Linked DNA regions of Homo sapiens: region 1 is linked to region 2. A link is an interaction called in ENCODE POLR2A ChIA-PET data of the cell type or tissue named here. Cell type or tissue: OCI-LY7. All regions are shown on one strand.

The links. Peaks named below come from ENCODE experiments on the same cell type or tissue, not always from the same donor. Only the 100,000 strongest peaks of a DNase experiment are listed, where the experiment ranks them.
Region 1: POLR2A ChIA-PET joins it to region 2 with 6 read pairs; 2 of 35 experiments call an interaction of 5 or more read pairs at or near these places.

What each region holds. Positions count from the first base shown.
Region 1 is chr1:197,397,640-197,402,639 of GRCh38, reverse strand. All of the region lies in intron 5 of CRB1 (crumbs cell polarity complex component 1), which reads right to left. Among named protein-coding and RNA genes, the nearest start is that of CRB1, 130 kb to the right of the region's middle. In OCI-LY7, CTCF peaks have their summits at 2,193 and 2,394 (motif pointing left); a DNase peak (open chromatin) is centred at 2,379.
Region 2 is chr1:198,533,948-198,538,947 of GRCh38, reverse strand. All of the region lies in intron 1 of ATP6V1G3 (ATPase H+ transporting V1 subunit G3), which reads left to right. Among named protein-coding and RNA genes, the nearest start is that of ATP6V1G3, 4.2 kb to the left of the region's middle. In OCI-LY7, no CTCF peak of the experiment used is centred here; DNase peaks (open chromatin) are centred at 3,117 and 3,857; H3K4me3 peaks cover 1,149 bases; H3K27ac peaks cover 1,380 bases.

The sequences.
Region 1 (5,000 bases), 1.1 Mb after region 2:
CTTAAAATTTCAAATGTAACTGAGAGAGAAATCAAAATACTTTGAAGTGGATTAACAATAAAAGACAGCTGACCTATTTTTCTTGTTGAATAAGACAGGAGACAGCATATTAAAATGGATGACTATCTTTTAGTCAACATTAATTTTAAACGACATACATCTAAATAATGATGAAATAATTAACTGTGATTGGATAAAGAAAATGTGGTACATATACACCATGGAATACTATGCAGCCATAAAAAAGAACAAGGTAATGTCTTTTGTGAGAACATGGATGGAGCAGGAGGCCATTGTCCTTAGGAAACTAATGCAGGAACAGAAAACCAAATACTGCATGTTCTCACATATAAGTGAGAGCTAAATGATGAGAACTCATGAACGCAAAGAAGGGAACAACAGACACTGAGGACTCCTTGGGGATGGAGGGTAAGTTGAGGGAGAGGAGCAGAAAAAAATAACTAAATAACTATTGAGTACTAGGCTTAGCACCTGCATGACAAAATAATCTGTGCGACAAACTCCTGTGACACGAGTTTAACTGTATAACAAACCTGCACATGTACTCCTAATCCCAAAATAAAAGTTAAAAAGAAAACAAAACAAAAAGAAGAAAAACAATAATAAAAATTAACTGTGGATACAAGGAAAACATAAAAATATTAATTTATATTAAAATATTTTAAAAGACATAAAAATAAACAAATTTAAAAGATACAAATAAATGCCAAAAGAATATCAAAATAATAGAATTAAAGTTAAAACATTTTGAATATAAAAGACTGAGACCCTGAAATTCTGTGCACAGAGAAACTGTCATTCAAATTTGTAGATAACAGAAAGAGATACTACTTATGATAAGTGCATAGCCTAAAAATACTTAAAGATAAACTTCATGTGACTAAGGGAAAAATTATAATATCATTGGGAAGAATATTAGTTAAATAGCATAAAATAGTACATTATCAAATATTAGTGGGCAGATTATTAAAGAACTGGTCATAAACATTAAAACCAGTTCAATTTGAAAGTATGGCTAAATCATTTTGCAAAACAGAAGACACAAAATACGACAAATTGTTCAAGGTTATTCTTCAAAAATAAATTTCCAAAATGTTAAAATAATAATTGGATGACAACAATTTGTTCCCAAGCTCATGATTATGTTAGCAAAGACCATGCTATCATGGAAAAGATGAAATTTTATTTAAAACATGCTAAATTCTTTGTCTTACATAGTGGGCAATCAAAACAATATGATTTCACTTTGACCTTGGTAATTAGAGGAGAATAGATTAAAACATTTAAAAAATGTTTTTAAGTTTAAAAGTAGCCTAATGAAAACAAAATATGGAAATTCCAGAACACTGGTGGAGATAAACATCAACAAAATAATATACAAAAAATACAAAAATTATTTTTAAAACACCAATTTAAAAAAACCCACACTCTACAATAACAGAAAATGAGAAGGTAGGAGCAAGGCACTACAAATGGTATAATAATAGCTATATATATGCTTAAACACAGCAGTAAAAGGCAAGGACTCAAAAATTGTATTACAAAAAGGAAGTTTAAAGATATTGTGAGGTAGCAATTTATTCGGATACAAAACTATATATAATATAATTTCAATTTCTCTGTGTATATGTATGTGTGTGTTGGGGAAGGGAAGAATAGAGAAAAACAGAGAGGAAAAGAAGGGAAGGAAAGCAGAATAGATATACTAAAGTATTTTTAGGTGTGCGATTAGAATTTTTAACTTCCTTTATTTCTTTTCTATATTTTCCAAATTTTCTACAATGAATATGTTTTACTTTAATTTAGAAAAAGATAACAGACATATTTCAAAACAGAAACACAAAAGCTTTTAAGTCTTTAAGAGTCAAAAGGAAACTTAAATCAGGGCTGGATAGTATCTGAGTGAGAAACCTTAAATCAGGGCTGGATAGTATCCGAGTGAGAAACCTTGTACATCAAAGTGAGGAGAGGAGTTTCTGTTTATTTTGTTTGCACATTTTATAATTTACTCTGGAAGGAAGAAGCAGGATAGGTTTTGTAAGAGTTCCAGAGATACAAAAGAGATTTAGTTAGGAGTGTATAGTTTCTGTTTTTAAAATGTGTCTTTGTGTATTACATCATCATCATCATCATCAAAAAAAAAAAAATGCTCTTTTACTTCTGGTTCTGCTACTCTAGAGGCCAAGATGGGAGGATTGCTGGAGCCTAGGATGTCGAGGCTGCAGGCTGCAGTGAGCCAAGATTGCGCCACTGCTCTCCAGCCTGGGTGACAGAGCAAGACCTTATCTGTTTTAAAAAAAAAAAAAAAAAAAAAGCTCTTACATTCAAAATCTCTGACCCTACTTTTATGGCACAATGCTGTGAAGGATGCACCACCATCTAGTGGTTACTCCGGTTAATTGCAGAACAATTGATTGATGGATGAGTTCATTTATCCATTGGACATAAATAGCTGTTTGAGCACTTGCCATGTATAATATTAGGCATCTAGTGAATCTTTTGGTTTTATTGACTTGGTCCTCACATGTAGTAGGCAGAGTTCTATATGACTCTATAGCTCCCAATGATCCCCATGTCCAGGCATTCACATCCTTGGATAAGCCCCTCCCCTTGAGTCTGGACTGGAACTAGCAACTTGCTTCTAATCAACAGAATATGGCAAAGGTCGTGAGATATCACTTCAGTGATTATGTAACAAAAGATCTTGACTTCCACCTTGCCAGAAGACTCTGTTTCATAATGACTGTGGTCAAACTGCCATTGTTAGAGAAGGCTCACTGCCACCAAGAAACTGAGATCCTCAGTCTAACCACCCTGAAGGAATTTGTACCTGCCAAAAACCACACACATGAACTTTGAAGTGGACTAATTCCCTGTTGAGCCATCAGAGGAGACCCCAGCCCTGGAGGACACTTTGATTGTAGCCATGTGAGAGACTCTGAAGCAGAGAATACAGCTAAGCCATTATCCACTGAAACTGTGAGATAATAAATGGACATTATTTTAAGTTGCAGAGTTTTGGGAAAATTTGTTATGCGGCAGTAGTTTACTAATACATGACAAAAACTTGATGAGGAAAGTAGCATTATAATCTCTATTTTATAGAAACCTAAACTCAAAGAGATTGAACGATTTAACCAAGCACACAGACTATGGCTAGCAGAGTCAAAATTCAAACTCATATCTACTTGATTTCTTACACCATGTTCTTTCCAACAGTGTAATGCTGCAACCCTATTTGACTATTTCCTATAAGCCAGGCACTGTAAAAAACACTCATGTTCCACAGATGAAAGACATCAAGGAGCTGACAATCTTTTGTGGGAAAATGACAACTAAACTAATCAACAGTTGCATTAAAGTACCCTAAATGCTACATTCATTAGAGTGTTATAAATGTGACATTAAAATGTCCAAAAATGTGCATCTAACAGCGTGGAGTTAGGGGATAAAGGTGGGCTTGAGGGAATGGGGCTAATCAAGGAAGATTTCCTCAAGTAGATGGCATCTGAATCATTTCATGGAGGATGAATTGGAAATAACAGATGAAGAAGGTGAGCATTGCAAGTGGAGAGAATAACATAGAGAAATACATGGAGACTTGAATCCTTCTTTACTTCTGAAAGAAATAGACAACTATTATACATATATATAGTCACATATATAGTCTATATCTGCATATTACACACACACACACACACACACACACACACACACACACACACAATCATTTCCTGACCCCAGCTCCTGGCAATCTATTATCTCTGTTGTCCTTGGGATTTTACCCCTTCCAGAATGTCATATAAATGGAAATATGTATATATAGTGCCTCTACTCCTTCCCTGGGATACAGATTGATTTCTTTAAATATCTTCCTGATAGGATTATCAAACTTATTATTTTCCAAGCTGAAATAATCACTTTATACCCAAACCTCTTCCTTTTCTTATGTTCGCTGACTTGCCGAATGACTCCACCATTATTCAGATTGTATAAATTGACCATAAATTTGACCATTCATCTAACAATTCTATTTCCCTGTCCTAGCTGTGTTCAATGTATTGCCAAGCCCTACTGATTCTTTCTTCTACATCTCTTTAATCTATCCTTATCTTCCAAAGCCCTACTATTTGGATATCCATCACTTCTCCATATCATCTCCCAACCTACCCGCCTTCCTTCAGTTTTGCCTTTTTCAAATTTATCTTCCAATTGATACAAAGGTAAATACCCTAAAATACAAAAGTGATGCCCTTGTTTACAATGCTCAACTTTACTTTAAAACAAACGAGTCATAAGTAAATAGAAAATGAGAAAGGTATTCTAAATATGGGAATCTAAGCAGCACCAATATTTAGGGGGTTGAGGAACTTTTCATCACGCTAAGAATGCATGATTAGGAGAGAGCAGCATTGTGGAAGAGAAAGGGAAAATATTTCAAAGGAGAAGTTATTGATTATGCTAAAAGTTGTGAGAAGTCATAAGAAGAACTGAGGATGAATTTTGCAATCAGAATGTTTTTGCTGACCTTAACAAAATGAGTTTTTTGTGCAGTGGTGGAGATAGAAACTGGATTACAGTAGGGTGAAGAGTGAGAAACTGGGGTTAGGATGGACATCTCAGAGGCAACAGAGGTCCAGGTCACTTCCACTTTTTTAAAGTTGAGTTTATTGATATGTAATTCACTTATAATTCATCATGTTAGGTGTACAAAGGTATACACTGTGCGACTACCACCACAATCGAGCTGTAGAACACTTCCTTCCCCTCCAAAACAGTTCTCAATGCTCTTTGTTTTCAATACCATGCCCTAATTCCAGCTCCCAGCAACACTCCATCTCTTCACTGTCCCTAGAATTTTACCCTTTCCAGATGCAATATGAATGGAGTCATACAATATATAGCCTTTTGAACCTTGCTACTTTCACTTAGAAAAATGATTTTGAGATTATTCTTTGTTGTTGCATGTGTTAATGGTT
Region 2 (5,000 bases):
TCCCTTTTTAAAAATTTCAGGGTTTTCTTTTCTTCTTCTTCTTTTTTTTTTTTTTTGAGACAGGGTCTGCTTCTGTTCCCAGGCTGAAATGCAGATGATCTGGGCTCCTTGCCACCTCCATCTCTCAGGCTCAAGCCATACCTCAGCCTCTAGAGTAGCTGGGACCACAGACACACGCCACCACACCCGGCCAATTTTTGTATTTTTGTAGAGACGGGGTTTCGCCATGTTGTTCAGCTGGTCTCAAACTCCTGAGCTCAAGAGATCCACCTGCCTCTGCCTCCCAAATTACTGCAATTACAGGAGTGAGCTACTGTGCCAGGCCTTTTTAAAAACTTCTTTAACAATATTTAAAACTTTCAGAACAGAAGACCAGATAATTTAAAGATGTGATAGTTATGTTGCCTTTGCTTTCTCATTATGGAGGATACAAAATGAAATATTGAGTATAGATTAATCAATATTATTGTATGACTCAAATAATTTTTACCAACTATTTCTCCTTTTTTCGAGTCATTAAAGAATAAAAGAATTGCTATACATGCAAGCTGTTTTGGGGTGGGAGCCGCTAAGGGCAACCTGGCTTCAAATTTCAGAATAAAGATAAAAGTCCAATTTCTTTTGCTTTTCTCTAGTGAATATGCTGTCCTTGGGCAATCTTTCCTCAGAATTCAGTATTGAAAAGTACATACTGTCTTATTTCTATACAAAAATGTTCATTTCATTTGCCAGTAACTTAAAATACCTGCATATTTTTTTCTTAATCTACCATGTCTTTGTTCATGAATATTCAAGGGGATATTCAACCAGTAATAGTAAATACCCAGGCTTTAAAGACATTCTGGAAAATATTTTGACTTTCAACAACTAACCTCTGCACTCAGTTTTATGGAGAATGTCAGCCTGTCCTCTTTGCCTCAGAAGCCACAGGCGTTGAGGTCAGTTTTAACTGGATAGAAACTGTTTTCTTAAAGCTATCAGCAGGTATTAAAGTTTATAGTTACAACAGCTTACTCACATAAGCGATCTATGGCAAAATAGAAATATTACCTTATATACCAGTATGTTATAACTTCCCTAATGTTTCAGTGGTTTTTGTTTCATTTATTTAATTCAATAAGTGTTTATTGGGTATCTACTAATTCCAGGCCACTTTGATGTTTACACTGATAAATAAGACCTAGTTCTTCCTTAAAGAACTTCCCAGTGAGATAAATGCACAAATGACTATTTTAAAAAGGGAAAGGAGGCATGATGACAGGAGAGGTAAAGATAGTTATCATTTTAGTAAACCCATATACTTTTGCTTTATTTTTTCATACAAAGATTCATTTGAAATTCTGACATATTAAGGCAGAATGATATTCAGAATGAGGACCAAGAAGTCACAATAGTGAACACCATTGTAGAAGGTCTATGGTCATTTTCTCTTTCTTAAATCCATTTATTTGCAAGACTCTCAGAAACTTGGGCATAAAGTGCTAGAACAAGACTCTTGAGTGTATTATTTTTAAGAAAAAGAAAGACAGGAAGAAGGAAGGGCGAGAAAGAGGGAAAGAGAAAGAAAACAGCAATTCACATGTTAATCATTTCAGGAAAATACAAGATTAATATGGTTATTTTTATATTATGCTGAAAAAATATTAATATATTCCATTAAGGAGAACAGCCTCAGATCCTGGTGCAGTTGCTACATGATACAGTATATGGTCTAAGTGTTTTGCCTTTAGGGATACTGATAAGGGATTATGAACCTGATGTATCAAGAACTCTCCAGAAGGCCACGCGGTCTATAGAAATTGAATATGCAAGTCTCTGCTCTCAAGACATCCACCAGCTACTGAGAGAGATGAAATCTGACAGGGACATGGGCAGGAATGTGGACAGGCTTCGGAAGTCAGACTGGGAAGTAGTAGAGTATAAAAGCATTGGCTTGAGTTGAAAACCTACAATTCTTAATGTCATTTAACATCTCCAAGTTTCAGACTTTCTTTCTGTAAATAAAAATAGAAGTTATAATACACGCACACACACACACATATGACCAAGAGGTTGTAAGAATCAGAAAAATATGTGTAAGATAGTAAAGCAAAATACACACTAGAGTTATTTTTATTTTTAATATATGTCATGTATTTTTGTATGTTACTGTAAGTAATAATGATAGAAGAATGATATAGACTAGAATGATCTCATTCCATTTGTTTTTACCCCTGCTGTAAGTTCTGCATCTACTTTTCCTAAAACGAAGAGACTGGGACTGCTTCTGGTAAGATGACTAGAAATGTTCAGATACTTTCCTGTATTCACTGATTACAGGTTATATTTATTAGTTAAAGCTCTCACTCATTTTTATGTGCAAAACTGCCTTACTATTTTGGTTGAATTTAGATGAAATCACAGTAGTTTGCACTACTTTAAATTATCTTACCTAGATTCAATGCTCTTTACTTAATAAATTGTTCATTAATCAAAACATAAAAGTGGGTGTGTTGGTCCAAGACAAGTTACCTAAACATCAGAGATCTGCCATGGAGCTCCAGGTTTGGGGTATTGAACTGAAACTTCAATCAGAATTAGATTAGAAATTCAAAGTACCATTATCAACAGGAGGAACAGAGACTTGTGTTTCTCTGAAATATGTTGCATTTTTACTTTTAGTCATGACCTTTTTTAAGAGAAGTATTTACTTCACTTACACCCATTGCAAACTTTTAAAACCCTATAGCTCTGCATTAACATTGTTCTGAAATACTCAAATGCATGCAATTCAACATCACATAAAGAACTCATATTCCCAAATCATTTCTGAACATACATGGCATACTCTCCTAGAAATAAACACTCAATTTATTTACTTTGGAAGCTGCAGAAAGTAGCATTTGTGCTTAACTAAAAATTACAAATTGCATTACAGGATATAGATTGAAAGAAATAGCAAAAAAAAATGTAAATTTTCTAATCTGGATATGAGAAAAATGGAACAAATAGCTATATTAAAAATGTCTAAAAGCTACAGACAATTGTAATACAAGTGAAGAACACACTGCTCTAGCTTTCTCCCAAAATAGTATGGTCAGTACTCACCCCCTACAGCTGCTCTGCCTGGATGCCAGTCTAACTTCTGCTTCTTATTAGCTGTGTGACCTTGGGTGGGTTACCTCTTAACCTTGCTGTGCCTGTTTCCTCAGCCTCAAAATGGAGATACTAACAGTACCTACCTCATGGAGTTGTCATGATTAACTGAGTTAACTCTTATAAAAGACTTAAAACACCACTTGGCATATAGAAGGTGCTCAAGAAATTTTAGCTGTTAATATTATTTTAATATCCAATAAAAAGAATTTTGTTGCAAAAACAGCAAAAAAGTCCTGGAGATTTCTTAAGCATGGTCCACTATGAGGCAAAATACATACTTAAGAAAATATTTCTGCATTCTAGATAATACATCAGATAATACTGTAATTCAGATTTATTTTTGTGAGTCTATAGGATGCCAACCATCAATAATTTTTTTAAATCAGCAAATTTCCTATTTGCTTCCAAATATGCATATATTCTGAATTATTTAAACAAGCACCTCAATTTAATAAATTCTTCACTATGCAAGTGGATGTTTTTGTTCATAAAGACAAGACTTTTAATAAACTAATAAAATAAAAGTTGTTATATAAGAATTTCATGGCCCTGTCTTGCATGTTTTGTAGGCTTGTAAATACTTCCTCTTCCTTTATAGTCCACAGACTAACAGGGTATTTGTAAGTGTATTGGGCTTTCATTTCTTCAGGTGGGTAATATTAAAATAATAACCACAGAGCATTTTCATCTATTAATAGCATTTGGTTATATTCAGTCCAGGAGCTACACAAAACTATTTATTGTATTTTTAATAAGGAAAATACAAGTAGAAGAAAAGCAAAAGAAAACATTCAGGAAGCAGAGATCTGACAGGAAATAAATTTAGTGTAAGAGAAGCTCTAGCAGTGACAGTCACCAAAGGAGAGGCTGCCTCTTTGTTTTTCTGGTGACATTTCTTTCCCAATGTTTGTAGTCACTGGGAAAAATAATAGCATTCTTTGAATCAGGTTGGTTTTATCACAATATTGACAATCGCCCAAAGCCAAGAAGTTTTGTTTGGTTTGGTTTTGCTTTGTTTTCTGAGTGGTAGAATAGATCAAAAGTTGTTATTACTAACAGAAATCTTCAAACATTACCAAAGTACCCTTTGTTTATACAGCAAATAAAAATGGCTTCTGAACTGTTTATGCATATTTTTGTCAGGTGGCACATTCATTTCAATACCTACTATTTTCACCACACTAGGGTATCTGGCTTTGTCTCCAATGCTCAACTAGCATTGTTTTCTCTATGCTCCTTGCTGATTCTCTGCATTTGTTTCCTAGAGACGCTGTAACAAATTACCATATACTAGGTGGCTTTAAACAGAAATTGATTATCTCACCATTCTGGAGGCCAGAAGTCCAAACAGAAGGTGCCAGCAGGGTTGGATCCTTCTGGAAGCACCGAGGGAGAAACCCCCATGCCTCCTTCCTGGTCACTGGTGGTAGCCAGCCATCCTTGGCACTCCTTGTCTCGCAGCTGCATCATTTTAATGTATACCTCCATCAATACATGGCCTTCCTCCCTGTGTGTCTGCTCTGACTCTGTGCCTCTGTATTCAAATTTCCCTTATAAGAGAACCAGTTGTTGGATTTAGGACCTGTCTTAATCCCTTATACCTCATTTTAACCTGATTACATCTGCAAAGACCCTATTTCCAAGTAAGGTTACATCAGAGGTACCAGGAGTTAGGACTCCAACATATGTTTTCGGGGGGCACAATTAAATCCTCTAGCTGTCAAATCCACTTGACCACCTTGAGCCCTTATTTTATTTTCTTTGTTCCCCTTTGTTGGTTAAAACTTCTCAGAGAAGTTGCCTATGTTCCCTGTGTCTACAATGTTTCATTCCATTTTCTATTGAACACTTCTTCCTATAAC